2 separate regions of the Homo sapiens genome follow, and region 2 is linked to region 1. A link is a loop called in an ENCODE intact Hi-C map of the cell type or tissue named here. Cell type or tissue: transverse colon. All regions are shown on one strand. Links, peaks and the distances in the headings refer to the core of each region. The heading gives the core; the rest is flanking DNA.

Region 1 (5,403 bases), core at 101-5,100:
AACTAAATAAATTCTTCAAAGGTATTTTATTTAGTCTGTAAAACATTTGTCAGTTACCTAGCTTTATAATTTAAGGAGTTTTTCTTCATCTATAATAAAAAGTTTAGTCTCTGAAACTATTATCATAATTGTATAGTTATATGTGTTTGATTTTCTAGAGGAGCATATACTCACCAAAAAGTGTTTTATATCATCAAGAAGAGTAAAGGAATAATAAAATTATTACCATATTGTAGAGTTGCTACAAATAATATGCTATGCTGCTGTTTCAACAAAACTGTCTACAGTTTTTTTAGGCAAGTAACTCATTTCTTATATATCAGATTAATGATTATGAAAACTGTAAATATGTAAAGCAGGTATGAAGCAATAAATTTTTTTCTACTTAGTAAACTCTGGAAACATCTTTATATCAGGAAATGTCTTTACTCTTAGTGATGTTTAGAATAGCCACCCTTTTTAGTAATGCAAAAGGGATGAAAATGCCTTTTACCTCATGACTTATTTCATTTAGGTCACCATTTTTATACCTGTTTGATATAAGTTATTTAATTTTTTATTTTAACTTTATAATATTGCATGGTCTCACTTACATGTGAAAGCTAAGAAGGTTAAAATCTTGAATAAAGAATAGAATAGTGGTTTCCAGAGGCTGGAAGGGTTGTGGGGAGGAGAAGATGAGGAGACATTGGTTAATGGGTAAAAAATAAAGTTAGATAGAATCAATACAACCTAGTGTTCTGGCACAATAGGGTGACTATAGTTAATAATAGTTTATTGTATATTTCAAAATAACTAAAAGAACGAAATGGGAATTTTTCTAATAAAAATAAATTATAAATGTGTGAGGTGATATATATCCCAGTGACTCCAATTTGATCACGATAATGCATTACATTGTAAGCTTGATTTTTAAACATACATACATTTTGAAGAATCAAATAATCTACAAAATTTATCTATTACAAAAACAAAACACAGTAGCCAACCCTAGCTCTGTTTTAATGACAAAAACAGAAAAACCAAGGAGCAATGAGAGTATAAGCATGACATTTAGAAATATAGGGATTATAAACAAAAGTACACAGCTATCCCAAGGTACGGTGAGTGGCCAGCTCCTCCCTTCAGCTAAGGCACTCTCAAAAGGCTGGCAGCTCAGGGCTGTTTGCAGGTGGCCCTCCCAGCACTGGGAGTAACACATAATCCTGTACTGAAGGAGGATCTTGACAGTGTCACGTGGCTTCCATCCATTCCCTACTTTGGTGCTGGATCACCTTTTGTTCAGAATTGCATATTATTTCCTTTCTTGGTATCTCCTTTGTTTTGTTATATGCTCTACTGTAGTTTCCTAAAGTCCATAGGAGTTAAGATTTCTGAGACCTTGTACATCTGAAATCTACACTTAACTTTCAAATAATTGTTAGCATGGGACATAATTTAAGTTTGGAAATCAAATTTGCTTCAGAAGTTAAAGTCATTGCATCATTCTCTCTCAGCTTCAGAGATGCTGTTGAGAAATCCAGTGTCAATTTAACTTTTTATCATTACTATATTAGCTTTTCCGCTTTGAATTCACCTAGGATATTCTCTTTTTCCCAAGTAATCTTAAATTTCAGGCTTATTTGCCCCAGAATGGATCTATTTTCATCCATTTTTTGTCTCTCAATGGGGCCTTGCAACTTAGAAATTTAAATTATTTGTTCAATGATTGTCTACTCTCTATTATATCTGTGTTCTTTTTAAGTATTACATTATTAAATTAAATTTACGGTATATTAACTATATATTCAATAATATATTAAAATATATATTAATGTTATCAATGCATATATATTATGCATTACATTATTATATTCTATATAATATACATCAGGGGTATTTTATTAATGTATATTAAAATTATGGTATATAACGTATCTATATATACATATATATGTTTATGTTATACAATGTATATGTATACATATACATATAGGTATAACATGTATATACATGTGTGCGTGTGTGCATGTATGTGTACATATATGTAGTTAGCATAAAGTAAAATGGAGACCAGAACTGGAGAACCCCTGAGTAGACAAACCCATTAAGGCCTCATTAGTGATATTATATTAATCTTGCTTGGTTTGTAAACATAATTTAACTTGAGCTATCTCTCTTATATACCCATATTAAAGAAAACTAACATTTAAGGCTAACCAATCAAAAGCCATCAATTAATTATAGTTATTATGAATGTTGCAGCAGGATAGACCAAATAAGGCTTTATTGGTCTATTTTTGGATTGATAATAATGTTAATATATTTGACTTTAATGACTCAAAAATTGTCATTACTTTACTTCCATGTTCTCTGTATAAAAGCCTTCCCCTGGCATTCCTTCAGCACAGCCACTTTTGGTTTACAGCAGCCTTATTCATGAATCACTGGTTGCTAAAATTAAGTATAGTATTATTGTGCTTTTCTTTACACTTTAACAGACAAATTTTATATATAGTTATATATAAGCATATATCAATATACATATATTTATCATGTATAATTTGTCTATATTACATACATATATATGGTCTACAAAAGTTCTGGTCTGGTTTGCAATTTTAAGTTTCACTTTTGTTCTTAGAGTGTCACAATAATATCTTTCAGTCTTTCTACTAAATTTCAATTCTCTGCTCATATATTTAATTTAAAAAATTCTTTTGTTCTCTGAGTATTTATGAAGTACCATAATCTTGTTTCACAGACATGATAGCATTTCTTTTATCTCTGAAATGGTAATGAAAGTTTTTGCTTTTTTCTGTTTCTATTTTATTTTTAGTTACCTATCTTCACAGTCTCTGTTTTTTCCAAGTTGCTTTCTTTAAGTTTGTCTGTTTAATATTAGAACATTCCTTTCGTATCTGTGATCTTGACTCATGTTTAAGATGGAGTCATTAAATCTTATTTGAGAATTTGTACACATGCATGCTGTTTGTGGATTGCACATGTGGTGACCTAGCAAGACAATATTACTGGAAAATACCCAGAGCCAATGTATCAGGTCATTTTTGAGGGAATAATCAGGTTTCTGAAAATATAAATCTTTCACTCTTTAGCTGCCCCTACTTCCTATTTGTGTGGTATTCTTCCTCTCAATTGTGGTAGAACTGTGGCCAGAAGCACTGTGGTCCAGATACTTTTTCTACCTCGATGGGTAATAAATTTCAATTTTCTAAGATAATGAAAGACAGCCTCTTCTGATTGCCTGAAGTAGAAAATCCAACTTTCAAGCAATCTTCCAATTTTCACCCTTTCTCCTAACCTACCTCATGTTGCCAATTACTGAACCCTGCAAATGTTCCACAGTGCACGTCACTTTGCTGCTCAGCTGTCCATACTGCCTCTTTAGGATTTTACTTGTTAAGGCCAATTGACAGTTACCATTATGCTGGTTTTTCTTTGCTTAAAATACTTTTGCTATTATTTCCCCTTCTAACTCTCAGAAGAAACAGATGCAAATGTTTGTGTTTAAAACAATGTCTTCAAACTGGAAATTCATATTTACTAAAATTACCTGATTTAGCTCTTCAAAAATAGAGAGCAATTTATTTATATTATTACATATTTTCAGTAACTCTTTAAACTCCTTTATAACATGTGTGCGATTGAATTCCAGTTACCTCAGCATCATTTATTGAAAAGGGAGTCCTTTCCCCATTGCTTGTTTTTGTTAGCCTCGTTGAAGATCAGATGGTTATAGGTGTGTGGCTTTATTTCTGATTTTTCTATTCTGTTCCATTCGTTTGTGTGTCTATTTTTGTAGCAACATCAAGCTATTTTGGTTACCGTGGCTTTATAATATGATGTAATGTCGAGTAATGTGATGCTTCTGGCTTTGTTCTTTTGGCTTAGCATTGTTTTGGTTATTTGGGCTCTTTTCTAGTGCCTTATGAATTTTAAAATCATTTTTTTCTAATTCCGTGTATAATGACATTGGTAGTTTGATAGGAATAGCAATGCAAATTGCTTTAGGCACCGTGGCCATTTTTATGATATTGATTCTTCCAATCAATGAGCATGGAATGTTTTTTCTATTTATTTGTGTTACCTCTGATTTCTTTCAGCAGCGTTTCGTAGTTCTCCTTGTAGAGATCTTTCACCTCCTTGGTTAGCTGTATTCCTAGGTATTTCATTTTCTTTGAGTCCATTGTAAGTGGAATTGTGTTCTTGATTTCACTCTTAACTCTTAGCATAGATGTTGTTGGTGTATGGAAATGCTACTTATTTTTACACATCGATTTTGTATCCTGAAACTTTACTTATATTGATTATCAATTCTAGGAGCCTTTTGGTAGACTCTTTAGCATTTTGCAATAGAATCATGTCATTAGCAAAGAGAGTTTGAATTCTTCTTTTCCTATTTGGATATCTTTTATTTCTTGCTCTTGCCTGATTGCTGTGTTTAGAATTTCTAGTACTATATTGAATAGGAGTGGTTAGAGTGGACATCCTTGTCTTATTCCAGTTCTCAGGAGGAGTGTTTCCAGTTTTTGCCCATTCTGTATGGGGTTGGCTGTGGATTTGCCATAGATAGCTCTTATTATTTTGAGATATGTTCCTTTAATGCCTAGTTTTTTGAGGGTATTTAATATTAAGTGTTTTTGAATTTTATCAAAAGTCCTTTTTATGTCTTTTGAGATAATCATGTGGTTTTTATTTTTATTTCTATAATAAATCTCATTTATTAATTTTTATATATTGCAACAACCTAGCATTCCAGGAATAAAGCTGCTGGATTAGCTTTTTAATATGCTACTGGTTATTTTCGTCTCCCTAGGTGTGATTTTAGGATGTCAATTTCAGATCTCTAACTTTTTCACATGGGTGTTTTCCACTATAACCTTCCAAATTAACATGGCTTAGCTGTGTCCCAAAGATTTTGGTATGTTGCATCTTTGTTTTCATTTGTTTCAAATATTTTTTTTCATTTCTGCCTTAATTTAAATTTTCCCCAAAGTCGTTCAGGAGCAGGTTGTTTAATTAGCATGTAATTATATGGTTTTGAAAGAGATTCTTGGTATAAATTTCTATTTTATTGCGATGTGGTTTGGGAGTGTGGTTGATATAATGGGTTTCTTAAGGACGTCTTGCAAGGCTGGTCTGGTGGTAATGAATTCCCTTGGCATTTGCAAATCCGAAAAGGATTTTATTTCCGCTTCACTTTTGAAGCTTAGTTTGGCAGGATCTGAAACTCTTGGTTGGATTTTTTTCTTTACAAATGCTAAATATAGATTCCCAATCTCTTCTGGGTGGCAGAGTTTCTGCTGAAAGGTCTGCTGTAGTCTGATGGGGTTCCCTTTGTAAGTGACCTAACCCTTTTCTGTAGCTGCTTTAATATTTTTTTCGTTCACACTGACCTTGATG
Region 2 (5,403 bases), core at 279-5,278, 62 kb before region 1:
TCCAAACTAAAGTATATATATTGTTTCAAAAACCCATGATATATTTGGATAAGTAATCATGTGCTGGTCATATCTTATTAAAAAATTAGTATCATAGGCCTTATTATTCAGCCATATTCTTATCACTATAGACATTAGTAACAACAGTAAAATAACATAAAAGACGCTTTGGACATAAAAATTTAATGAGCACATACGAAAATACTAATATAAATAAAATTCCTTAGAACTCAGTATGTAAATATTACTTCTTGAAACTTGTAAAAGGCAGATAAAGCAGTACATATAAATTTGTATTACACAATATATGGTAATTAATTATAACAGATGGGATGAAAAAAATCATCATTACTAAGATGTCAAATTCCCCAGATTAATCTGTCAAATTTTACTGTATTTGGTGGAATATCATTATGTCATATCTCATTAAATGTCAATGACTTTCAACAAGATAAGAAGTTCTTGTTGATAGATTGATCATCTCCCAATAGGCAGCCTTAGTACTCCAGTTTTTCTTAGTGACTCACTGGCTACTTATTTTGGGCTGGGGATTACTATGATGGAGCTGTATGGCCCTGGAAAGAAACAGATGATTATTTGAAAAACATGGTAGCATTTTATCCTGTTGAGCATTTTTCCAATTGTAATCTTTTTATATAATATTAAAACATAGCCTTTTCAAAAGTTAATTAATATACTAAAAGCCATTAAAATATCCTAATTTGGAAAATCAGACTAGTTTTAATTACCCATACAATTCTAAGGTTTATGACCTCTGAAGTAATGTTCCACAACTGTTTTGTAATCAATCTGTAATTATTTTTGTGATGTCATAGGTACAGTAGCTGATCCCCCTCCAAAAAATAAACAGCTTTCAAAACATTTGTTATTATTTATCATTGTCTATGCATGTATTCATTTTGTGCTGCTATAACGGAATACCTGAGACTATGTAAATTATAAAGCACATAAATTTATTTCTCACCAGTCTACAGACCAGGAAATCCAAGGTGAAAGGGCTGGTAAAACTTTTAAGGGCCTTCTTGATGCATAATGCCATGGCAGAAAGCAAAAGGGTGAAGAAAGCTGGGTGTGGTGGCTCACACCTGTAATCCCAGCACTTTGTGAGGCTGAGGTGGGTGGATCACAAGGTCAGGAGATCGAGATCATCCTGGCCAAAATGGTGAATCCCCGTCTCTACTAAAAATAGAAAAATTAACTGGGTGTGGTGGCGCGTGCCTGTAATCCCAGAAACTTGGGAGGCTGAGGCAGGAGAATCACTTGAACCGGGGAGTCAGAGGTTGCAGTGAGCCGATATAGTGCCACTGCACTCCAGCCTGGCGACAGAGTGAGACTCCGTCTCAAAAAAAAAAAAAAACGGTGAAGAAAATAAATCCAAATTATTCTATGTGTCATATTAAGTCAGATCTATCCTACTGTCCATATGATAAAAGAGCTGTAAGTAAAATTAAATCTAAATAAAACATGGTTTAAATGAATTTGACATTTTATTTTTCTTAAGTGAAAGTATGCCAGTATATTTAGAACAGTTCCATGAGTATAAAACCCTTACACTCTCCATAAAATTATATTCAACCACCATTTGACTGCAGTTTGTTGCTTCATAGTCTGAGAAAGGCTCTTCCACTTAAATATTGCACCTATTTTCTAGACCTGGGAAAAATAGTACATGCCAGTCAATTAGGTATATTTAAAAGAGTATTCTAAAAATGCTTATCCAGCGCTTTTTGTTTATATTTCATTGGTATAACTATGTCTCCTAGCATTCTTGGCTACAATGGGCCCTGAGAGACACATTTTTTAAAGCTGGAAGATGGTTTTCTTTACAATAATTATGGTTATTTTACAGAAGACAAAAATGCAACTTAGGCTATTATCTGTGAATGTCACATGAATCAAGTGCATTTATTTGCCATTGTTTATTTATTGGTATAGGTCCTAACCTTGTGACTTACTCCTCTATACCAAAGTGAGCAGTGAAGATGTTCTATACAAAATCTCTCCATGGGAAACATTTATATTCTTATCCTACTTTAGTAACATCCCTTTTTGGAATAAACACACTCTGCAGAATAAAACAGAAGCCCTGCTAGAACTTTTTTCTCTTTCCCTTAAAACAATTATAGTCAATTTTAAGAGACTATGATAGGGTTCTCTAAGTGGACTTGATGATGAAGGGCTACTAGTAATGCCTGTCTTTATACTTTGTGGATCAGATAATGTCATACTGACTGAGAGAAATAAATATTCTGGTTACATGGGTTCCATGATACTTACATTAGTACCAAAGGCTGTTTCTCGAAAATATCTAAAAAAGAATAGAGATTCCTTCAAAAATTTGATATACAGGCCAGGCGCGGTGGCTCACTCCTGTAATCCCAGCACTTTGGGAGGCTGAGGTGGGCAGATCATGAAGTCAGGAGATGGAGACCATCCTGTCCAATGTGGTGAAACCTTGTCTCCACTAAAAATACAAAAAAATTATCTGGGAGTGGTGGCGCGCCCTGTACTCCAAGCTACTTGGGAGGCTGAGGCAGGAGAATTGCTTGAACCCGAGAGGAGGAGGTTGCAGTGAGCTGAGATGGCGCAACTACACTCCAGCCTGGGTTGTAAGAGCAAGACTCTGCATCAAAAAAAAAAAAAAAAAATCCTATATACAATGTCTATACTCATTAATAAAATTCAAACTATTTCTAAACCACTGAATCACTTGCCCCAGCTACAAAGTCCCATATGAAAGAATCAAATGGCCAAATTTAAAGCAGAGGAACTTGCCCTGGATTTTAAGAATGTGGATTTTTTTTTTTTTTTTTTTTTTTTTTTTTGAGATGGAGTCTCACTCTGTCACCCAGGCTGGAATGCAGTGGCACAGTCTTGGCTCACTGAAACCTCTGCCTCCCAGGTTGACACAATTCTCTGCCTCAGCCTCTCAAGTAGCTGGGATTAGAGGTGCCTGCCACCACGCCTGGCTAATTTTTGTATTTTTAGAAGAGATGGGGTTTCACCATTTTGTCCATGCTAGTCTTGAACTCCTGACCTCATAATCCACCCGCCTCTGCCTCCCAAAGTGCTGGGATTACAGGCATGAGCCACCGAGCCCAGTGGAATTTTTCTAAAAATGACTTTCTTAACTAACAATATATAAGTCCCTTAACCTCATAGGTAAGTCTTATTTTCGAGATATAAATGAAATTTCAATGTTGAAAAACAAAGGAGCATGACATATGCCAAGTATACAAGAATAGCTATCGAATTCATTCAAGATGAAATTTAGAGCAGAATATTATATAATTATTTTAAATAAAAGTAAAGGATATGACTTAGGGTGGTGGCCCATGGTACTTGTTGAGTTGAGAGGTATTATTAACACTCTTCAACTGTGATCGATTTTTCAGTAGGTTAATGACCAGTTTGAAGTATTTGAAGAATTAATTTCTCTTTGTAGTCTACAAGGAAAAAATTCAAGTGAAAATATTCTCACTTGAATTTTTTCAAATATGTCAAGTTAAAACTAATTTCGTACATCCGGAAATGGAATCTGCTAAGATGGTTTACAAATATTGGTGGTAAAAATGTATGTGCATCAAAAAGTACATAATTGGAAAAATTTATAGTATGTGAAAATGCAAGGTATATAAAATCTTTTGTCATTCCCTATTACCAGCATATAGTTGAAAAAAAGTCTGAATCTCCTAATCACGTGAACTTCATTCATTCTTGTCTGTGTAACCATTGTCAATTCTATAAATATTTTTATGGAAAATTGAAGAATCCTAACCTACCTGCATAATAATTAGATCATTTAGCAGTGGTAACATTTTATACTAATTATTTGGACAGATCGACATGATTGAAATTTTTCTAAAGAAGAATCACCCCAATCACTTCATTGAAAGGCTTTGAAATTAGCTTTTAGTGTAAACATTTGTAGGTATTTATCAAAATTAATTCAAAAATTACAAAGCAAAATAGTGCTTATATGAAAATTGTTGACTACTATAATGTAATTTCAACAACTAAACAATAAATCATTTAGCAAAATGCCAATCTGCTATACATTCTCTCTGTGCTTTCATAAGCTATAACAAAAAGGTAGTTCTTCATTCCCATGCAAATTTGCAGTAAAATGTATTTTCTCTGAGTTCAAACTACAATTTCAGGACTGGTACTTGAAAATTGATGTAGCTATAAAAGAAAGTTTAATATTTCAAAGTGAATGTAATTATACAATTGAGAAACTCCTACCTCACCTTTAACTGGAAGTGACAACTCTTGCAATATAATAATATAATGATATGCTAAAAGGCAAATATCAAGGGAAGAATCTGGTAGAATGCCTTCCAAATGTTTTGTGTGTTCAATTAAAATAATATGCTTATGAACTGATATCAATATTTGGCGGTATCTCTCTGTTAAAAACAGTATCAGGCTGGGCACAGTGGCTCATTCCTGTAATCCTAGCACTTTGGGAGGCCAAGGTAGGTGGATCACCTGAGGTCAGGAGTTCGACACCAGCCTGGCCAGCATGGTGTAGCCCCGTCTCTACTAAAAACACTAAAATTACCTGGGCTTAGTGGTGCATGCCTGTAATCTCAGCTGCTCTGGAAGCTGAGGCAGGAGAATTACTGGAACCCGGGAGGCAGAGGCTGTAGTGAGCTGAAATTGCGCCACGGTACTCCAGCCTGGGCAACAGAGTCAGACTCCATGTAAAAAAAAAAAAAAAAAATTCAAAGATAAAATATGTAAAATTTCATTATAGATGAGTATTAACAGATAAGCATTTGCAATCAATTTTGATGATAGGTAAAATAAACCCTGAATCTCAATTAAGCAAAATGCTGTTTCCCAGTAAAGAATTCAATTGTTTTTATCAGTAGATTCATAAGTCTAATTATTATTTTTTTATTTTGGTCAACAAAAATATGGAAATGTGTCTTCTTGTTTGATATATAAGCAGACATATGATATCCTCAATTTTGCCTTTTGGCCAATGAAGCCTAAAACTTTTACTATCTGATATTTTACCAAAATAGTTTGCACCCTGCTTTGTCATTGACTGTTTGTCATAAATTATCAACTCAAGTGTTCTTGAGTAGAAAAGTTTTACCTATCTTCTACTTAGGTACAAGCCAGTGAGGCTCTGTAGAGTGCTTAACACCTTTGCTGATAACTTATACACTATCATTTCCACATTGCTCTTTGATCTTTCCTTTAAACATTCTTGTCATTCGTCCTTGCTTTAGAGCCTCTGCCCTAGATAATCTTTGTCTAAATCTCTTGTCTTCTAACGTCTGTCTCTTTCTCACCATTTAAATCTCATAAATAACATTAGCTCTTCAGAAAGACCTTCTCTAAGCACTATATACAATGCTGCCCATCCCA

What was found. Peaks named below come from ENCODE experiments on the same cell type or tissue, not always from the same donor. Only the 100,000 strongest peaks of a DNase experiment are listed, where the experiment ranks them.
Region 2: a loop joins it to region 1, with 5 times the contacts of the local background. A loop is called at or near these places in 2 of 110 quality-filtered maps.

Annotation. Positions count from the first base shown.
Region 1 is chr17:22,192,132-22,197,534 of GRCh38, forward strand. It overlaps the pseudogene UBBP4. Among named protein-coding and RNA genes, the nearest start is that of LINC02002, 72 kb to the right of the region's middle. In transverse colon, for the core only: no CTCF peak of the experiment used is centred there; no DNase peak of the experiment used is centred there.
Region 2 is chr17:22,130,201-22,135,603 of GRCh38, forward strand. It overlaps the pseudogene UBBP4. Among named protein-coding and RNA genes, the nearest start is that of LINC02002, 130 kb to the right of the region's middle. In transverse colon, for the core only: no CTCF peak of the experiment used is centred there; a DNase peak (open chromatin) is centred at 2,992.